2 separate regions of the Homo sapiens genome follow, and region 2 is linked to region 1. Evidence: read pairs that join two places in POLR2A ChIA-PET (ENCODE). Cell type or tissue: GM12878. All regions are shown on one strand. Each heading gives the region's core, and the rest is flanking DNA. Links, peaks and the distances in the headings are about the cores only.

Region 1 (11,012 bases), core at 1,837-9,836:
GTCACCCAGGCTGGAGTGCAGTGGCGCAATTTCAGCTCACTGCAACCTCCGCCTCCTGGGTTCAAGCCATTCTCCTGCCTCAGCTTCCTGAGTAGCTGGGATTACAGGTGCCCATCACCACACCCGGCTAATTTTTGTATTTTTTTAAGTAGAGACGGGGTTTTGCCATGTTGGCCGCCTGCCTCAGACTCCCAAAGTGTTGGGATTACAAGGATGAGCCACCGTGCCCAGCCATTACAATTCATTTTTTATGTGTCTGGGGGAAGTCTTTCGCCAGGGCAAGGAGGAGAAGGGAAATGGCAACTCACCAGGAGAAACAGAGGGCTGATGGCCACCCAGCAGATCCTCCAGAACCACCCCGGGCTGAAGCCGAGCATTTCCTTCACGTCCCTGCAGAACTGAGTGATGCCTGGAACCGCCCAAGGGGAAGAGAGGCAGAGACTAAGAAAGGACATGGGCTGTGCTGCTGTGCCCTGATTCTCTGGGAGAGTCAGAGTCACAGGATCAGCACTGGGAATGACAAGGGGAAATGACAAGCCGGAATTCCTACCCCGGACACACAGGGTAGCTCTGGAATTTCTCTCTAGGAGGAGTACAGCGACAACAATCTGGTCCGAAAGTGGGGCTGGGGGACTTGTCACAAAACTGCATTTTTATAGCAAGCAAGACTCTTTCTACATAGGGTGGGAGGACGGATGGGCATCTGGAAGGATGGATGGACATTTGGGAGGATGGATGGGCATCTGGGAAGAGACACACACCCCCTTCTTGGTGCCACACCGCCTTCCTGAGAGCTGAGTGTGTATCTGATTTCATTGTTATTATAAAACAGTTGAATTTTGTCCAGGAATGGTGAACCCGCCTGACAGACACTGACTTTGACCATGACACTGGAAACTTTCAAGGGAAATTTTTAACCACAATATTGCCCATTCATATGCCAGATCAAGATCAAGGTTCTTCTATAAAAAGTAACTGGTAAGGAAGTGAGAACTGAGAACTCCCAAAGAAGAGTGAGAAATTGAGAAGGGGAAGGTGCTCTGTGGTTGCTTCCCCGAGAGGTCCCAGCAGTTCCTAGGGCAGGTCTATGGAGATTCACACACTTGAACTTGGTCGTCTGAATTGCCAAGGAGGTGGGAAGATTTCTTCTTTAAAAAACAAAACAAAACAAAACAAAAGCAGCCCTGTGTGCAACCCAAAATGTGCCCCCTCCTTGATAATATGTGTAACAAATAACATGCAAAAGTGGTTTATTTTTGTTTGTTTTTGGGTTTTTTGTTTGTTTCGAGACAGACTCTCACTCTGTTGTCCAGACTGGAGTGCAGTGGCGCGATCTTGGCTCACTGCAACCTCTGCCTCCCAGATTCAAGCAATTCTCCTGCCTCAGCCTCCTGAGTAGCTGAGATTACAGGCTTGCGCCATCATGCCCGGCTAATTTTTTTTTTTTTTTGTATTTTTAGTAGAGATGGAGTTTCACCATGTTGGCCAGGCTGGTCTCGAACTCCTGATCTCAGGTGATCCACCTGTGTCAGCCTCCCAAAATGCTGGGATTACAGGCGTGAGCCACCGCGCCTGGCCGAGACTCTTTTACAGACCCATCATCGGGAGGTCACATCTTGTAAACTGCCCCTCACAGCCTTTTTTGGTGAAATCAGCCCTTTGCTACTGTGCTGGCTGATGGTGTAGAAGGGACCCAGCTGGCTGAAGGAAGCGTCTTACCATAGAACCAAGACACAGCGACTGCTTCGATCAGCGCGACAGTGAGCACTGCGGGCCCCGTGGCATACTCCTCCAGCAGCTTCACCACGTAGGCCCCTCCCTGGAGGGGAGAGCAGAGCCTGGGTGAGGGCCCTCCAAGGAGCCACCCCTCCCAACTACAGAGACCTGCAGGGGCTTCCTCACTTAGAATCATTCTGGAAAAATCCCACCTGGGACCGAACGTGAGTACCCCAGAAACTGCCTCTTAGGCCAGGTGCGGTGGCTCATGCCTGTCATCCCAGCACTTTGGGAGGCTGAGGCGGGCGTATCACCTGAGGTCAGGAGTTTGAGACCAGCCTGGCCAATATGGTGAAAATTAGCCAGGCGTGGTGGCACACGCCTTTAATCCCAGCTACTCAGGAGGCTGAGGCGGGAGAATTGCTTGAACGAGAGGCAGAGGTTGCAGTGAGCTGAGATAGCACCATTGCACTCCAGCCTGGGGGACAGAGCAAGACTCTGTCCAAAAAAAAAAAAAAAAGAAACTGTTTCTTGGACTGTTCTTGGACTGGCCTTTGCAGTGGCAGTGTGGGCAGGTTTTACCCACTCAGACGCCTCTTCCCATCCTATGTAGTTCATTCTTCTCATTTCTTCACCCCACTAAATTTTAAGAGACAAACTCCAAAGGGCCTTGGGATCTATTTTAAACTTTCTTCAACTTATTGAACACCTGCTGTGGACACGACCCTGGAGAATCCCTGCCTCTAAAGACTGAATCCAGAAGGGCCCAGGATACCAGACACATTAAGGGCCTTGGTCACAGTTTTGCCTTTCTGTCCTAAATCATGACTCACTGGGGTTCCACTCAGTCCCCTTGACCCCCACTCCAGGGCCATCGGGGTCACGGCTTAAAGATGCACATTTGCAAAATCTGCCTTAGAGTATTTACTTCAGCTACCAAAAAAAAAAAAAAAGGATCTCTAGAGAGGGTGTGACTTCTTTACCATTGCAAATTCTGGAGGAGACCAAGCGGCATTACACACATGACGTGAAGAACGTCAGGGCAGTATCCTCAAGAAAGCAGCTCTAAAGAGTGGAAATAGGCTGGAAAAGCAAATCCTAATTTTCTCCAGATAGTTTTTGAAGCCTGAAATCTAGTGGGATCTGCGGTAAAATGCTGACAGCCCCTGGATACTATGCACGGAATCTGCAAGTAGATGCACAAGAAACAACTTTTCTTCTCCTTGATGACAAACCTTTTAATGGGAGTAACAACCTCCCCTCCTTTGGTCCCAAAGCCAGGGCACTGTGTGAGATGGAAGGAGACGAACAGCTTCCTGTAGCGTTCTGCTGCCCTAGGGGAGGCCAACTCAAAGCTGAGGGGCATGATACTCACAAAAGTCAGGGTGACCAGGGATCCAAAGAAGCAGGTGATGACCACGGCGAGCACGAACCGCTCCCGGCGCTTGGCCCAGACGTGTGGGAACTCATCCAGCACAGCCGTGATCACCCCCTCCAAGCCTGCAAACTGAGAGGTACAGGCAAGCAGTCACGGTGGAGGCTTTGGGACAAGGCTGTGGCCTTCAGGACAGTGAACAGGAGGGAGGGGTAAGGTTGCTAAGTGACTGGTCAAGCTGATCATCACCAGTTCCCCGGCTCGCTGGACCATGTAAGCATCTCAAAGAGTATTTCCCTGTTTTACACTGTCATTTAAAGCCCATCACTAAGGAGAGCCAGGAAACAAAATAGCACACGTGGACAGAACTTCAATATATGAGGTCTCTCGGGGAGACTCCGTTTGCACCAGAAAGGCCAACTCAAAGCTGAGACTCACTCCACACTAATAATTCCAGGCCCTGAACTGAACCCTTGGCAAAGCAGAGACCCAGGAGAGACCTCGCCCCGGCCTGTAGGCGCCATAATTGGGCCAAGGGACAGTGCTTAATAACAGTTCACATATGTGAGCCTTGGGCCTCATAAGCGCCTGGCGCTTGACCCACTTTATCCCATTAATGACTCGAATGTACCAGAGGGTGGTAAATGCCGAGGAGTCAGCCGGGGGTCTGGAGCACCAGAAGGGAGTAGCCAAAGCTGCCTGGGATGGCCAGGGATGGGAGGGAATTGAGTCCAGCTGAGTCCTCCTCCTTTCCTCTTCATCCTCCCACAGCCCATTTCCCCTTCCCATTTCCTCACCGTGCTGTCCAAGCCCAGCGTGATTAACATCAGAAAGAAGATGATGGCAAAGAAAGTGGACGCTGGCATGTTGGCTATCGCTTCTGCATACGTGATGAAGAGGAGGCTGGGACCTGAGACAGAGGGGAGAGAGGAGGAGGTGGTTGACAAGACCTGTCCTACAAAGATGTCACAGAGGAAAACTCAGCCACAACAACAGTTACAATTCTCATCACAAGACCTTATGTGTGAATCAGGTTTTGACACACACCAAGTGCGTCCTCACACTCTACTCCGTCTGACGTGGCCACCCCAGTTCCTGGGAGGCAGGAAGGGTGGGGCTTCCATCTTGAAAACTGTGTGCCCTCCATTAACCCTGGGGGTGGGTAACAGATCCAAGACCCAGAGACTGGCAAAGCTGCACATGAGAATAAGAGTTTCCACCATATAACAATTCCATGGGATTTCTCAGGACCAGGATTGATATTTCTAAAGTCCATGACAGTTAGCCCCCTCTGATGTCTTCAGCTTCAGAACAGTAGGAAATGTTAAATTGATTTCCGTAGAGTCACAGAGGCTTTGGAATAAAGACCTCTTTCTATTTTAAAGTCCCTTTTGAAAGTGTGAGGGACATGTCTTCAGCCTCTCATGGGTTAGCTAGGGGTGCCCTCGTTTGGGGTATGGGGTTGGTCAAAGCACCGAATCAGGCCAAAGATACAAGCATGCTAACATGCTTGTAACAAGAAGGCCCTGGGACCTCGCCCACTAGATGCCATCATCTGTTTTTTCTCCCTCTGTTGCTCTTTTCTTTTTCCACAAAAACTTCACGGTAAAATAGAGTGGTCATATTGGCTAGATTTTCTTTTTCTGCAAGGGGCAGTTCTAAGGATAAATGATATTTGCTTACTAGACTTTGAGCCATCACAAGACCATCACAGGAAGCAAACCCACTGGTTTTAAAGCCATCATCAGAGTCATCATTTCAAGCCCATAGATTTTGGAGGCCCCAGAACTGGGTGCCAAGGGAGTTGCCCTGTCCCTGCATGGCCTGAACACATGGAAAGATCTCTAAGGCATCGAGCTTCTCTCAAATCTTTGAATAAAAAATGTTTTGGAAACAGGGTCTTATTCTGTCACCCAGGCTGAAGTACAGTGGTGTGATCATGGCTCACTGTAGCCTTGACCTCCCAGGCTCAAGCAATCTTCCCACCTCAGCCTCCTGAGTAGCTGGGACTATAGGTGTGCACTACCATGCCCAGCTCATTTATTTTTTTATAGAGGCAGGGTCTCACTATGTTGCCCAGGCTGGTCTTGAACTCCACCATGCCCAGCCTTCTTTGGAAAATTTCAGGAACATTTAGAAATAAATCAAAAGTTAGATCTTTACAAAGATTCAAAGCAAAGCAACTCAGTAGGAGCAAGGGACCTGCATAGAACCCGAGGTCCTACCTGCGTCTTTGGCCACCTCAGACACATCTTCATTCCTCATCTCAGCCATGTAACCGAGCACTGTGAAGATGACAAATCCCGAAACGAAGCTCGTCATGCAGTTCACCACGCTGGTCACCAGGGCATCTCTGGAGGGGAAAACCCAAGGGGCCGCCTGAGACAGTTCCAAGATCAGGGGTCTAAGGAGCATCTGTCCGTGTGCCTGCCCTGCCTTAGACAGGGCGGCCACAGCAAGGACAAGCAGGCTGAACTCAAGGAACCTCAAGCCTGTCCCGGAGTCCCTTCGCCTTCTCCCAGAACCCAGCTGCCGAGGCCTGAAGCTCTGACTGCCATGACCACCACACATGGTGGAGGGAGAAGAGCAGTCAGGGGTGCTTTAAAAGGCAATCCTGCTAGCACAGACCTCTCCATTTCAAACCAGCCTTGTTCTGGAGCAGGGCCCAGGTTGGAGTGGGGGCCAGGACAGGGCCTGAGCCTCACATTTGTGAGATCCTCAGATTTAGGCTTTATCTTCAAACTAAGTCACAGACTGCCAGCCAGAGAGATACCCTCATTTTTTTTTCTTTTTTTTTTTTTTTTTTGAGACAGAGCCTTGCTCTATTGCCCAGGCTGGAGTGCAGTGGCTTGATCTCAGCTCACTGTACCCTCTGCCTCCCGGGTTCAGGTGATTCTCCTGCTTCCGCCTCCCAAGTAGCTGGGATTACAGGCGCCCACGACCACGCCTGGCTAATTTTTGTATTTTTAGTAGAGATGGGGTTTCCCCATGTTGGCCAGGCTGGTCTCAAACTCCTGATCTCACACTTTTAAATGACAGCCTCATCATACAACTGCAGGGTGGTGTCCCAGTGCAAGGCCACATTGCTTAGGGTACATGTGAATCTCCCTCCCACCTTTAAAAAAATCAGTTTTACAATTATCTTATGCATAGCACAAAGAGATTGATGGATGCTGCCATCTGTGATCAATTAAAATTAAGTCTAAAGATGATGGGTGACATTTATTTATTTATTTATTTATTTATTTTTGAGATAGGGTCTCCCTCTGTTGCACAGGCTGAAGTGCAGTGGCATGAACACAGCTCACTGCAGCCTTAACCTCCCGGGCTCAAGCAATCCTCCTGCTTCAGCCTCCTGAAGAGCTGGGACCATAGGCATGCACCACCACACTCAGCTAATTTTTAAATTTTTTGTAGAGATGGGATCTCACCATGTTGCCCAGGCTGGACTCAAACTCTTAGGCTCAAGTGATCCTCCTGCCTCAGCCTCCCAAAGGGCTAAGATTACAGGTTTGAGCAACTGCACCTGGCCCAGTGGGTGATATTTAAAACCATAATTGGTGTAACATTTCCTGTTCTGTTAAAATTTCTGAAATAGGATTTTGTTGCAAAAATTATGGCATTTTGGCTGGGCACAGTGGCTCACGCCTGTAATCCCAGCACTTTGGGAGGCTGAGGCAGGTGGATCACCTGAGGTCGGGAGTTGGAGACCAGCCTGACCAACATGGAGAAACCCCATCTCTACTAAAAATACAAATTTAGCCAGTCGTGGTGGCGCATGCCTGTCATCCCAGCTACTCGGGAGGCTGAGGCAGGAGAATCGCTTGAACCCGGGAGGCAGAGGTTGTGGTGAGCTGAGATTGCGCCATTGCACTCCAGCCTGGACAACAAGAGCGAAACTCCGTCTCAAAAAAAAAAAAAAAAAAAGAAAAGAAAAGAAAAATTATGGTATTTTGTGTTAGTCAAAATAATGTGATCATCATACTTTTTGTTTATACATAATACAAATAATCACATTACAATTTTTATTGTTAAACACATTGACTAGTTAAACCTAACTACTTAATTGTATGTTGCAGCTTTTTGTAAACTTGCTTTGCAATTTCTCTTTCTTTCTTTCTTTTTTTTTTTTTTTTTTGATGGAATCTCACTCTGTCGCCCAGGCTGGAGTGCAGTGGCACAATCTCGGCTCACCGCAAACTCCACCTCCTGGGTTCACGCCATTCTCCTGTCTCAGCCTCCTGAGTAGCTGGGACTACAGGCGCCCGCCACCACGCCCGGCTAATTTGTTTGTATTTTTAGTAGAGATGGGGTTTCACCGTGTTAGCCAGGATGGTATCGATCTCCTGACCTCGTGATCCACCCGCCTCGGCCTCCCAAAGTGTTGAGATTACAGGTGGGAGCCACCGCACCCCGTCTCTCTCTTTCTTTCTTTCTTTCTTTCCTTCCTTCTTTCTTCTTTCTTTCTTTTTCTTTCCTTCCTTCCTTTCTTTCTTTCTTTCTTTCTTTTTTCTTTCTTTCTTTCTTTCTTTATTTCTCTCTCTCTCTTTCTCTCTCTCTCTTTCTTTCTTTCTGGAATCTTGCTCTGTCACTCAGGCTGGAGTGTAGTGGCAAGATCTCAGCTCACTGCAACTTCTCGTGCCTCAGCCTCCCAAGTGGCTGTGCTTACAGGTGTGCAACACCATGCCTGGCTAATCTTTGTATTTTTAGTACAGACAGGGTTTCGCCATGTTGGCCAGGTTAGCCTGGAACTCCTGACCTCAGGTGATCCACCTGCCTTGGCCTCCCAAAGTGCTGGGATTACAGGCGTGAGCCACCATGTCCAGCCTCTTATTATTTTTATATACAGGAGCGCTGACAAAACCGAAGGGCATGGGGCCCCTCTCAGCCTGAGTGGCCCAGGTGAAGCCACGGCCTGGATGAGTGCTCTGGCCATGGGTGAGCTGGTCAGGGGCCTGCAGCACCCCTGAGGGGCAGTGGTATCAAGGCCTAAGCCTGGCCAGATTCGAGGCCGTCGGTCCAATCACCTTCCTCCACACTAGCTGACTTTCACTCACGCCACTTTCAAGCTTTGCTTGGGGACCCCAGATACTCACTGGTAGCAGTTGTTGTTGAACTTGTTGTAGCTAGCAAAAGCCAGCAGGACCCCAAAGCCCGGACCAAGAGAGAAGAAGATCTGAGCGGCTGCATCTATCCACACCTGGAACACAGCAGGGGTAAGGGCATGGGGTGAGGGGGAGACACAGGCTTACCCTGGCACCAACAGGGTCGCCACTCCTGCCTCCATGTGGCTAAGTGCAGAGGCAGAAAAACAGCTTTTAAGGCTCATTCCAGGCATAGCCATAAACCAAGTGCCAACAAATGTGATTTCTCTTCCTATGATTCAGGCATAAACCCATCCAGTGGCCTCAACTGTACTTTAATGCTTGTATTTCTTGGTTAAAGTATCATTGCAGACTTGCACACTGAAGCCACATTTCAGTTGTCCCTACTGTCCTATTTGGAGGAGGACCAGCTTCGTTTAGTAAAATGACAGACAGGTACACATATTTCCCTCATCATCTTACCCCTGTCTCCAGGAGTTTCTGCCAATTGGGTTTCAAGTAGAAGAGAACACCCCTCCAGGCTCCAGGGAGGGTGGCACCCCTCACCAGCAGGACAGAAAGGATGATATAAGGGAAGGTGGCTGTCACCCACACCACCTGTAAGGAAGAAGGGTTATCACCATGCTGTTCCAGGGAGGGGAGGGGAGGGGAGGGGAGAAGGAGAAGGGAGCGGGGGAGGGGAGGGGAGGGGAGGGAGGTGGGTGAATGGATGTCAGTGTCTTTTATTCTTGAAGACCTTGAGAAAGGAGGGCGAGGTGGTGTGGCAGAAAGATCACAACCCTTGGAGTCACACAGGGATCGGATTCAGGTTGGCCAGGAGAACTACCTCTGAGCCCACTATGCATCTGTAAGGTTGAGGGAGTATCTAGCAGGAAACAATAGCACTGGCCAGTGTATAAAAAGCACTGAACATGGTCCATGATGGGTTTCCAGTAAGTCATTGCCACGATTATTAATTGTGGTACTACCAGTGGGTTGAAGGAATCTTGAAAAAAAAAAATCATGTAATGGTTCTTGGCATTGGCCCATTTCTAGAAAATATTCTTTTTTCTTTTCCTTTTTTTTTTTAGTGAGACAGAATTTCACTCTGCTGCCCAGGAGTGTAATGGCATGATCTTGGCTCACAGAAATCTCCACCTCCCAGGTTCAAGTGATTCTCTTGCCTCAGCCTCCCGAGTAGCTGGGATTACAGGCACCTGCCACCACACCTGGCTATTGTTTTTTTTTGTTTGTTTGTTTGTTTGTTTGTTTGTTTGTTTAAGTAGAGATGAGGTTTCGATGTGTTGGCCAGGCTGGTCTTGAACTCCTGGCCTCAAATGATCCACCCACCTCAGCCTCCCAAAGTGCTGGGATTAGAGACGTGAGCCACCATGCCCAACCCACTTCTAGAATTTTCTAACAAATGCGGTGAAGAGAGAGAGGGTGCATCATGGAATGTGTTTGGTGTGGAAGGAAACAGTGCTGTCTGTCCAGGCTACTGGGTTTTGAGTTTGAGAGCCTGTGGGCCCCTGGGCAGGCCTGGGTCAGCAGCCAGAGCCTTCCTCACCTTGCCAGAGGTCTTGACGCCTTTCCAGATGCTGAAGTAGATAACAGTGAAGATCAGCATGATGCAGAGGGCCAGCTGCCAGCTGATGCCCCCCAGGTCCTGGAGCCCCTTAGACCGGTGGATCTGCAGGACGTGGCGCCTGGGGTGAAGGAGAAAGAAAGGCCCCTGAGAGGCTCTGTAGAGTGACCTGGGCACACATCTGTGCTGCTCCTTTGAGGGTGCCCGGGACAAATGGACACGGTGCTGCTAGGACCAAGTGGTCACTGAGGCCCAGGAAGAGCTGGGATTGGCCCTGCCTGTCCTGAAGGACCACAAAGCACATTTGGCCAACACCCTGGGAAGAGTGTTCAACCTAAAGGCAGACTTCCTGGATTCTCCTTTGCTGGATGGGACCTGAACTCCTTTGACCAATGTGACTGGCTTTTGGGAACATGAGGGATGTGTAAGTGTGGGGAGTTGGCTCCCTTCCCTACCCCAAAGTAGCTCTCTCTTTGGGCTGCCATTGCCTGAAATTCCAGCATTAAAGAAAACTACCTTCCTCAAGCATCTTCTTCCAAAGGGTAGATCCCACTTACGAAGTTGACACATTAAACCATTTGAATAGTTTTGAACTATCAAAGTACTAGGATGCTTCGCCTCCATGACATTTGGCTGAGAGGAGGACCCCGGAAGAAGGGGAGTAATTTTGGAATGTGAAGGGAGGGACGGGCTTGGGCGCATTGGAGCAAACTGACTTGGCGCATGAGAAAGTGCAAGGAGGCACAGCAGGGCCAGGCCGTGGAGCACTTGAGGTAGAGTTTCCCAGCTCCAAATTCTGCTACTCCCACCCCTGATAGCTTCATCTCTCAGAAAGGGGTGAGGAGCCCTTGGCCCTGGCCTTCTTTTTAAGAAGCCAAACCCCAGGGGTGTGGCCTGCCCCTAACAGGCCAACCCCTCACTTACGTGCACTTACGTGTAAAATTCTTCAGCAGGGGACGTGGAATGGAGGGTCCAGGTGATGTTGTCCTCGGAGAAGTAATTGGTGCAGTTGCCAGTGTTCCAGGAGTTCTTGCAGCTGGTCCAGGGCAGCTGGTCCGTGAAGGAGGAGATGAGGTAGTATAGCGCCCAGGCCATGATGGTGTTGTAGTAGGAAGCAATGTAAAAGGCAATGATGCAGATGGCATAACCAATCCCTGGGCAGTGGGTGAGATGGAGAGACAGAGGCCGAGTTTAAGGGTGGCCCAACGGCAAAAGGCTGAAACGGGGCACTGGAGAGCCCCGCAGCCCAGCA
Region 2 (10,210 bases), core at 571-8,570, 88 kb before region 1:
GTGGGGAAGACAGACATGTGAACATGAATATAAAGCAAACTGAAATATGAAAAGGAAACTAATATACTGAGGATTCCTGTGTGCTCATTATACTTTATTTGATCTTCAGGATCACTCTGATGTATTATTATTCCCATTTTACAGGTCAGAAAATTGAAGCTCAGGTTAAGTAATTTGTTCAAGGCCATGTGGCTGATAAATAAGTGTCAAGATTGGGATTTGAACACAGGCCTATCTGACCTTCAAACCTATACTATTCTTCTGTCTTGCCTTGTTTTAACAGTAGCGTTACAGAATGTGAATGAAATGTAGAGAATGAAATGATTCACTTTGTTGCAGGAAAATCAAGGCAGGAATAAGCATTTAAATAACATTCAAGGCTGGTTTAGATTTAAATAGGCAAAAATAGAGGTGAAATAATTTCATTTGGGAGAGAACAGCAAGAAATACAGAATGGCATACAAGTACAAGGCATTTTTGTGGAATAATGTGGCTGGAGAAGAGGGTATATAGGAAAAAATGTTGCAGATACGGTTGTAACAGGATTGGGCCAGATTGTGGAGTACCTTAAATTTTTCGTATAAAATTTCAACTTTATATTTTCAAGTAGTTTTTGAGTAATTCGGTGATATCATCACACTTTTGGGAAGATAACTCTTGAATTGTAAAACAAAGAAAGGGAGAAATGAGAGATGAGTTTAAAAATGCTTGTTAGAAGGCTTTTTTAGTAGTTCAGGTGAGAGATCTCAACCTAGGTTGAGGTCATTGGGAATTAATGGGGAAAAATGTGAGCGATACCACAGAAATAAGTAGGACCTGGCAGCCACATTGAATATATGGGAAAGAGATGGAGTCCTGATGCAAGATCTTTTTTTTTTTTTTTTGGTCATCATTTTCCCTCATTAAAAAAATATATAATTCACACACTGTATACTTTACCCTTTTAAAGTGTACAATTCACTGTGTGTGTGCGTGTGTGTGTGTGTTTTTTTTTTTTTTTGAGACGGAGTCTCTGTCACTCAGGCTGGAGTGCGGTGGCGTGATCTCGGCTCACTGCAACTGCAACCTCCACCTCCCGGGTTCAAGCAATTCTCCTGCCTCAGCCTCCTGAGTAGCTGGGATTACAGGCACCTGCCACCATACCCAGCTAATTTTTGTATTTTTAGTAGAGACGGAGTTTCACCATGTTGATCAGGCTGGTCTCGAACCCCTGACCTTGTGATCCACCTCGCCCGGCCTCCCAAAGTGCTGGGATTACAGGCGTGAGCCGCCGCGCCCGGCCAATTCACTGGTTTTTAAGAGTTGTGCCGGCATCACCACTGTTTAGAACATTTTCCTCACCCAGAAAGAAACTGTGTACCCATTACCATCACTCCCCATTCTCCCCACCCCTAAACCCTGGCAACCACTAATTTACTTTCTGTTTCTATGGGTTTCCCTATTCTGCACATTTCATATAAATAGAATCATGCAATAGGCTTTCTTTTGTGTCTGACTTCTTTCACTTAGCATGATGTTCTCAAGATTGTAACGTGTCAGTACTCTTTATTTCTTTTTTTATTACTGAATAATATTCCATTGTATGAATGTACCATATTTTATCTATCAGTGGTAGGCATTTGGGTTTTTCCCAATTTCTGGCAATAATGCTGCTATAAATACTTGTGTATAGGTTTTTTGTGTGGATATGTTTTCATTTCCATTGGATATTCTATTGGATATGTACCTAGGATGGAAATTTCTGGTTCATATGATAACTCTGGTTTCATATATATATATATATATATATATATATATATATTTTTTTTTTTTTTTTTTTTTTTTTTTTTTTTTTTTTTGAGACGGAGTTTTACTCTTCACCCAGGCTGGAGTGCAGTGGCGTGATCTCGGCTTATTGCAATCTCTGCCTCCCTGTTTCAAGCAATTCTCCCGCCTCAGCCTCCTGAGTAGCTGGGATTACAGGCGTGTGCCACCATGCCTGGCTAATTTTGTACTTTTAGTAGAGACAGGTTTTCACCATGGTGGCCAGCCTGTTCTTGAACTCCTGACCTCAGGTGATCTGCCTGCCTCGGCCTCCCAAAGTGCTGGGATTACAGGTGTGAGCCACCACACCTGGCCTGGTTTTATTTTTTGAGGAACTGCCAGACTTTTTCAAAATGGCTGCACCATTTTGCATTCCTGTCAGCAGTGTATGAGGGTTTTGACACTTCCACATCCTGTCTAACATTTCTTTTTTATTGTAGCCATATAGAAGGTGTACAGTGGTATCTCATTGTGGCTTTGATTTGCACTTCCCTGGTGGCCAATAATGTTGGACACTTTTTTGTTTTTGGAGAAATGTATATTCATGTCATTTACCTTTTTTTAAAAAAAATTTAAAATTGAGATGGGGTCTCACTATATTGGCCAGGTTGGTCTTGAACACCTGGCCTCAAGCAATCCTCCTGCCTCAGCTTCCCAAAGTGCTGGGACTACAGGTGCAAGCCACTGTTCCCAGCCACATTTATCTCTTTTTATTTTATTTTATTTTTTGAGACAGAGTCTCGCTCTGTAGCCCAGGCTGGAGTGCAGTGGCACGAACTTGGCTCACTACAACCTCCACCTCCTGGGTTCAACCAGTTTCCCTGCTTCAGCCTCCCGAGTAGCTAGGACTACAGGTGCAGCTGGGATTACAGGCATGTGCCACTACGCCCAGCTAATTTTTGTATTTTTAGTAGAGACGGGGTTTCACTATGTTGGCCAGGCTGGTCTCGAACTCCTGACCTTGTGATCTGCCTGCCTCAGCCTTCCAAAGTGCTGGGATTACAGGCATGAGCCACCGTGCCCGGCTTTACCTCTTTTTAAATTGGGTTGTCATTTTATTATGGATTGTAAGAGTTCCTTTAGTATCTTATTAGATATATGGTTTGTAAGTATATTCTCCTGTTCTGTGGGTTGTCTGTTCACTTTTCTTGAAAATATCCTTCGAAGCACAAAAGTTGTTTTGAGGAAATACATTTTTTGCTGCTGTTGCTGGTGCTTTAGTGTCCTACCTAAGAAACCATTGCCTAATCCGAGGTCACAAAGATTTCCACTATGTTTTCTTCTAAGAATTTTGTTGTTTTAGTCCTTGAGTTTAGGTCTTTCATACATTTTGAAATTTTTTTTTTTTAATAATAAGAGAGAGGGGGTTCAACTTCATTCATTTGCATATGGATATCCAGTTGTCCCAGCACCTTTTGTTGAAGACTGTTTACCATTAAATCGTCCATCGTCTATTTACCATTAAATTTTCTAGCACCCTTGTGGTTTAATATACAAATAATTATAAAAATCACTTACTATGGATACAACAGAAGGATTGGACATGCTTATCTTGCATTTCACATTAAAGCACCCTGGTATACTGTGTAACACAAAGCATCATGGCCAGGCATGATAACTCATGCCTGTACCCTCATGCACTTTCGGAGGCTGAGGTGGGAGAATCGCTTGAGGCTAGGAGTTCAAGTCCAGCCTGGGCAACAGCGAGACCCCGTCTCTATAAAAAAAAAAAAAGTGTGGTGGCACGCACTGGTAATGTTAGGTACTTGGAAGGCTCAGGTGGGGAGAATTGCTTGAGCCCAGGTTTGAGGTTGCAGTGAGCTAGGATTGTGCTACTGCACTCCAGCCTGGGCAACAGAGGGAGATCCTGTCTCTAAAATAAAAAGAAAAAGCGATATGAAATGACCACAACATACCACAGTTTGAGAAGGATGGGTTTACACAAGTAATCTAGAGAGTTTTTTGATGTTACTGCTGTTTCTTTTCCATTGTGAAATGAGGCTGGTGTTAGCTAGCCAGTGGGTACACTAGAGTCAGCAAAGATAGGCCTGGGCCATTTTGTGCTAGCTTTCTCCTTCCCTCCTGCTCTTCCTCTTTTCCTCCTTCCTGTAGTGGGACTTTAATACAGAGAATTGTTAACATAGGTGATGGAAGACTTGAGATGCCAAAAAGGGCATGATGAGGCAGTCGAGAGATTAGCAGCAGTAAGAAGCAAGTAGTGATATATAGAGGGATACAAGTAGGAGATGGTTCTTGGAGGCTGGGGACCAGAGTTACCTGGTGGGAACTGGGCTTGTCCAGAAGGAGCAGAAACATTTGGGAGATTCAGTCTTAGAGAGAAAGGTTCTCCTACCTTCCGGTCAAAGCCAATGGACAAGGGAGCTGCAGCTTATTTCTTAGTGAACGGAATATAAAACCATTCCTTAGAATAATTTCCTTACCTATAAAAAAATCAGTCTGGTTAATTCCAGCTTGTCTTTTTACTGAGAAGTAAATTTATTGAGTATATTTAAATATTTGTGAGATTTGGCCAGTCATGGTGGCTCAGGCCTATAATCCCAGCACTTTGGGAGGCTGAGGTGGGCAGATCACTTGAGGTCAGTAGTTCAAGACCAGCCTGGCCAATATGGTGAAACACCATCTCTACTAAAAATACAAAAATTAGCTGGACATGGTGGTGGGCACCTGTAATCCCAGCTACTCAGGCTGAGGCAGGAAAATCACTTGAACCCTGGAGGCAGAGGTTGAGTGAGCTGATATCAAGCCACTGCACTCCAGCCTGGGTGACAGAACGAGACTCCGTCTCAAAAAAAAAGATTAAAAAAAAATTTGTGTGATTTGACTATATATTAAAATCTCTTTCATAATTAGTCAACAATTTAAGCAACAATTAAATTATTAGTGCTGTGGAAAATATAGAAGAAAGATAATTTCTTATTCCCCTCCTGAGGAAAGCATTTGATACACCTGGAAAGGAGCTGCTATGAAGCCAATTTATCTGTTCTTTTTATCAATTCAGCAGCATTTAAGATCAGATTTTTTCTCTAGTGGTCCAGCAGAGGGAGCCCTAGCACATGAATTGTTTTCATTTTGTGCTTGCATCCAGGGTTAGTTTAGTGGGAAAGTGGTAGTCTATCCCTTTTAATTATAATTTAAGCAGTTCCTCCTTTCTTTTTTGAGACAGAGTCTAGCTCTGTCATCCAGGCTGGAGTGCAGTGGCGGCATCTCGGGTCACTGCAGCCTCCACCTCCCAAGTTAAAGCAGTTCTTGTGCCTCAGCCTCCCAAGTAGCTGGGATCACAGGCGTTCGCCACCAGGCCCAGCTAATTTTTGTATTTTTTGTAGAGATGGGGTTTTGCCATGTTGGCCAGGCTGGTCTTGAACTCCTGGCCTCAAGGGATCTGCCTGCCTCAGCCTCCCAAAGTGCTGTGATTGCAGGCGTGAGCCACCATGCGTGGCCTAGTAGATCCTCTTTTTCAAATTGTCAGAATAAGTTAGAAATAATTATCATTTTGTTCAAGGTGGGAGAGATGGTTGGGGGGGTGGTGAAAGTTTTTACACCATATGAGTAAGAAAGCATATTCTGATGCTGCTATCAATTCATAAGTGAGTGGTTTTGCTGTCATAATTTTCCGGTCTCACTGTCACCATGTTCATTCTTTTCTGTTGGATTATTTTAATTGTTTCATAACTAGTTTCCTTATTATCTGTCTTCTCAAATTATTTATGATATTGTCAGATTGATCTTCCTAAAGCACAGTTATAATCACTGATCCTCAGTCCTGAACGTAATTATATTTAAAATCTAAAGTGCTAATCTTGACTTTGAAAACCTTCTCTATGCTTTGCCCCTAGAATGCTTACTAGCATTTTCTCCTAACTGTTCCTCCATAAAAAGTACACTGTCGTGCTTGCAGTTTTTCACAGCTCTGCTTTTCTTTACACTGGAAGTCTTCTCCCCATTTTTTTAATGTCCAAATTATAGCCATCCTTCAAAACCCAGCGCAAAAGCTACTTCTTTCAAGATACCTTCTTTGATTTTCCTCACTGGAAAGAATCTCTTCCTTTTTCTTACACTCTTTACCTTTCTTATTGCACTTAGCTTTTAAAAGCTTGCATTATAAGTTGTTTACATACATGTCTTGTCACTGTACTAGATAAAGTATGAGCTCTATGAGTTAGGATCTGGCCATCTAGCCTAGCTTCGTATTTATTTTTTGAAACAGAGTCTTGTTCTATTGCCCAGGCTGGAGTGCAGTGGTGCGATTTTGGGTCACTGCAACCTCCGCTTCCCAGCCTGAGCAATCTTTTAGCCTCCGCCTCCTGAGTAGCTGGGACCACCGGTGCGAGACACCACTCTCGGCTCATTTTTGTATTTTTTTGTAGAGACAGGGTTTCGCCATGTTGCCCAGGCGGGTCTCAAGCTCTTGAGCTCAAAGTAAAACGCCCACCTTGGCCTCCCAAAGTGCTAGGATTACAAGTGTGAGCCACCATGCCTGGCCTAGGCTAGCTTCTAAAAATTAGTAAGATTATTTATTCAGGTGTTTTAGCTGTCTGTATTGTAAAGATCCAGATAGTAAATGTTTTAGGCCTTGCAGGGCAACTGTACAACTTCATTCTCAGTGTGAAAGCAGCCATTAGGCAATATGTAAATTATGAGCATGAGTAATAAATGTGTTTTAATAAAATTTTATTTACAAAAATGGAGATGGGCTGTATTTGACCCATAGCCTACAACTTGCTGACCACTGGTCTGTATGATTGTTCTCAAAAGTATTTTTGATAACAGATATTTAATGAGTGTTAAGTGACCAAGATGGTTAGATGTTGCATGACAGATTAAACCTAGAACTGTTTTTTAGATGTTTATCTATGATAAATGCCTGCCCATTTTGCAGAGCATAATGAATTTTCCTTTTAATGTCGGCAATTGAAATGTTTATTTCTAAACAATGGTATACTTGTGAAATCTAGTTTTGTAACATAATTTATATGCCATTAAGAGATACGATGTATAGAATCTGAAAATTGTTGCACTTTTTTTGGAGACAAGGTTTTGCTCTGCTGCCCAGGCTGGAGTGCAGTGGTATGATCACGGCTCACTGCAACCTCTACCTTCTGGGCTCAAGTGATCCTCTCACTTAAACACTCCAGTAGCTGGCACCACAGGGATGTGCCACCACATCTGGCTAATTTGTTTATTTTTTGTAGAGACAGGGTCTCCCTCTGTTTCCCAGGCTGGTCTCAGACTCCTGGCCTCTAGTGATCCTTGTGCCTCAGCCTCCCAAAGTGTCGGGATTATAGGTGTGAACTACTGTAACTGGCCTAGTTGTTGCTTTTGGATAAAGAGACAAAACTTTTTAACCACTTTAAAAGAGAGTATTAAGTTTAGATAGCTAAAATTTATTAACTTAGTTTTACATTTTATTTAATTTACATTACTTATTATTTTTTTTCATTTTTTGAGACAGGATCTTGCTCTTTCACCCAGGATGGAGTGCAATTTGTGCAGTCACAACTCATGGCAGCCTCAACCTCCCAGGCCGAAGCACGCCTCTCACCTCAGCCTCCCAAGTAGCTGGGACCACAGGCACACACCACCATGCCTGGCTAATTTTTTAATTTATTTTTTGTAGAGACAGAGTCTCACTGCGTTGCCTAGGCTGCTCTTGAACTCCTGGGCTCAAGTGATCCACCTGCTTTGGCCTCCCAAAGTGTTGGGCTTATAGGTGTGAGCCACTGCACCTGGCTGTGAACTTAGTATGTGTATATATGTATATGTAGTTATATATATATATAAAATTATATATATAAAATTACTCAGAAGCCATAGTATATTCCTTTTATAGGTTAAGCATTTATAGAAATTATAAGGGAAACATTAAAACCCTAGCAGAAAAAAAAGAGGAAAACACATTTAGAGACAAATATAGAAAAAATAGAAATATCTAATGAACATTAAAAATACTCAATTTTACTATAAGAAATGTAAACTTAGGACAATAGTGAGCTACCATTTTTTGCCATCATATTAGCCAAATACTTTTTAAAAATGAAATGGCAAGATCTTTGTGAAATTGCACTCGAATTTTTGTTATAAATTAATGCACATTTTTGGAAGCAGATGGACCTTTTCTGGAAAGCAATTCCAAAAATTAGTATAAATCTTTTAAAAGTTGACTATTGTTTACCCAATATTATCAGTCAGGAGACAGAAACCTTGCCAATATTTTCTTTTCTAAAATTTTGTCTTGGAATTGTCAGAAATTGATATAATATATTTTTAGGTATTCAAAAGCATTTATCTTGGGTCTCTTTATGATCGTAAAAATTTAAGACCAGTCCAGCTTTCAACAGTGAAAGCATGAGTAAGTAAAGTGTGTGCAATACTACGGCTATCACATTCATCATGAAATAACATTTAGTGAAAAAATATATACAAATTTGTTATAGATAAAAGGAAAAAAGACAATAAAGCATTTCATATTAATGGTAGTTATCTTTGTATGGCAGACAATGAGTGGTTTTTTTGTTTTTTTTTTTTTAATTTGTAGAGATGGGGGTCTCGCTATATTGCCCAGGCTCATTTTGAACTCCAGGCCTCAAGTGATCCTCCTGCTTTGGTGTCCCCAAGTGCTGGGATTACAGGTGTGAGCCACCACGCCTGGCATGATTTTTTTTTTTATACTTTTCTGTATTTTCAACTATTTTTTAAGAAAAATTATGGTGAATTTTAAGGATTTCCCATAGTGTATTTAGTTTCCAAATCATATTAAAATGTAAAAAGATATAACACATTTTATCTGATAGAAGACTAGGAGAGAAAATATTGGGACATTTTAAAAGCATGAGGTAGATGAAATAAGGATACAAAATTGAATACTTAGGGTTGTACAATGCTATAGGTGCACAGATAAGTAAAAAATAATAAATGAAAATGATTACTTTTTAGCATGGTAGTGTGAGTTTTTTTTCAAAATCATATTATTATTTTGTTATAATTTTGACGAATACAAGGAAGTGAGTGCTTAAAAAAAAAAAGATAACCATAATTGTGTATTCCCAAAGTAAGAAGCATTAGCAAGTTACAGGATTACATAAGTGTATACACTTCCATTCCTTTCACTATTTCTTGATATTTCTCCTCTTTAATCTTTTTAAAAATTTTCTTGAAAAAGTAAGTTGAAGGTTTGGTTTTCCTAATGAAAAATTAATCTTATTTTAGCTGGAAGCCTGTTTGGCTTACTATTGGTAAGAAAAAGTTAAAATTTTAATCTGTCTGAACATTATAGTACATCCAAATCAATAAAATGTTTTAGTTGTGGTTTTTCATCAGTTTTAATCAGATAATGCCTTACTTCTGTAGATATAGTCTAGTATAGTTCAAATAAAAAGACAGTTGTACATAGATAAGACAAAGCATATTGTGAAAATGTTGGGAAATTTAGGTTATTTTAATGATGGCTGAGAATTTGTGAACTTTTCTCATATGCTATTAAACTGAATTACTAGTAAATTTATGGTACCGAGTATATCAAACAGTGAGGGATTTAAAGTAATTTTGCAATTTGCTAAAATTTCATCCTTAACATACTGGCTAAGAGTGAAAAAGCAAGAAGAGAGAAAAGGAAAAGGATGGAACTAAGACAATTCTATTAGAAGTGGGGAGATGGCAAGAAAATTCTGTCCTCCTTATTTTTCTTTTTCTTTTTTAAAATATTTCATTTTGAGACAGGGACTCACTGTTGTCCAGGCTAGAGTGCAGTGGCTCTGTCACAGCTCACTGTAGCCTCAACCTCCTGGGCTCAAGCAATTCTCCCACCTCAGCCTCCCAAGTAGCTGAGACTACAGTCATGCACTACCATGCCTGCCTAATTTTTTTTTATTTTTTTGTTGAGACAGAGTCTCACTATGTTGCCCAGGCTGTTCTGGAGCCCCTGGCTTCAAATGATCCTCCTGCCTCAGCCTCTCAAAGTACTGGGATTAGAAGTGTGAGCCACTATGCCCAGCGTCCACTAGTCTTTTTAACCATTGTTTTCCATTTCTGAGGTCTTTGACTTAATTTCATAGTTTTTCAACATGTGCTCATTGGGGCATTATTTCTTAAGTTTTTGATTGTTAAATAATGCTTGCCCATTGCTTTTGTCACTTAAATATCTACTTGATTGGGTGTAATATTTCTACAATAACAATTTATTTCAAAATCTTACAGACATTAGTGATTTTTTCTGGTACTTAATGTTCTTATGAGGAAGTACAACACTATAGTTTCTTTTATCCCTACTTCTAGACTTTTTTTAATTGGCTTGGACTACTGGAGAGTATATAGCCTTTTTAACTCAATGTGTCTTGCTGCAAATAATGTTGAATTGTTTTTTCCAGGAATACACTGTTTCTTTTTCTCTAAA

Evidence for each region. Peaks named below come from ENCODE experiments on the same cell type or tissue, not always from the same donor. Only the 100,000 strongest peaks of a DNase experiment are listed, where the experiment ranks them.
Region 2: POLR2A ChIA-PET joins it to region 1 with 6 read pairs; 6 of 35 experiments call an interaction of 5 or more read pairs at or near these places.

What each region holds. Positions count from the first base shown.
Region 1 is chr17:30,207,424-30,218,435 of GRCh38, forward strand. It overlaps SLC6A4 (solute carrier family 6 member 4), which reads right to left. Exons shown (of 15, transcript NM_001045.6): 5 at 10,695-10,914; 6 at 9,743-9,881; 7 at 8,659-8,793; 8 at 8,188-8,291; 9 at 5,317-5,444; 10 at 3,889-4,001; 11 at 3,092-3,223; 12 at 1,720-1,819; 13 at 309-409. Among named protein-coding and RNA genes, the nearest start is that of SLC6A4, 23 kb to the right of the region's middle. RefSeq lists an enhancer at 5,239-5,698. In GM12878, for the core only: a CTCF peak has its summit at 5,448; DNase peaks (open chromatin) are centred at 5,398, 5,888 and 6,168; H3K4me3 peaks cover 1,048 bases; H3K27ac peaks cover 1,824 bases.
Region 2 is chr17:30,120,586-30,130,795 of GRCh38, forward strand. The region is part of intron 2 of NSRP1 (nuclear speckle splicing regulatory protein 1); the gene reads left to right. Among named protein-coding and RNA genes, the nearest start is that of MIR3184, 8.5 kb to the left of the region's middle. In GM12878, for the core only: a CTCF peak has its summit at 4,862 (motif pointing right); a DNase peak (open chromatin) is centred at 4,896.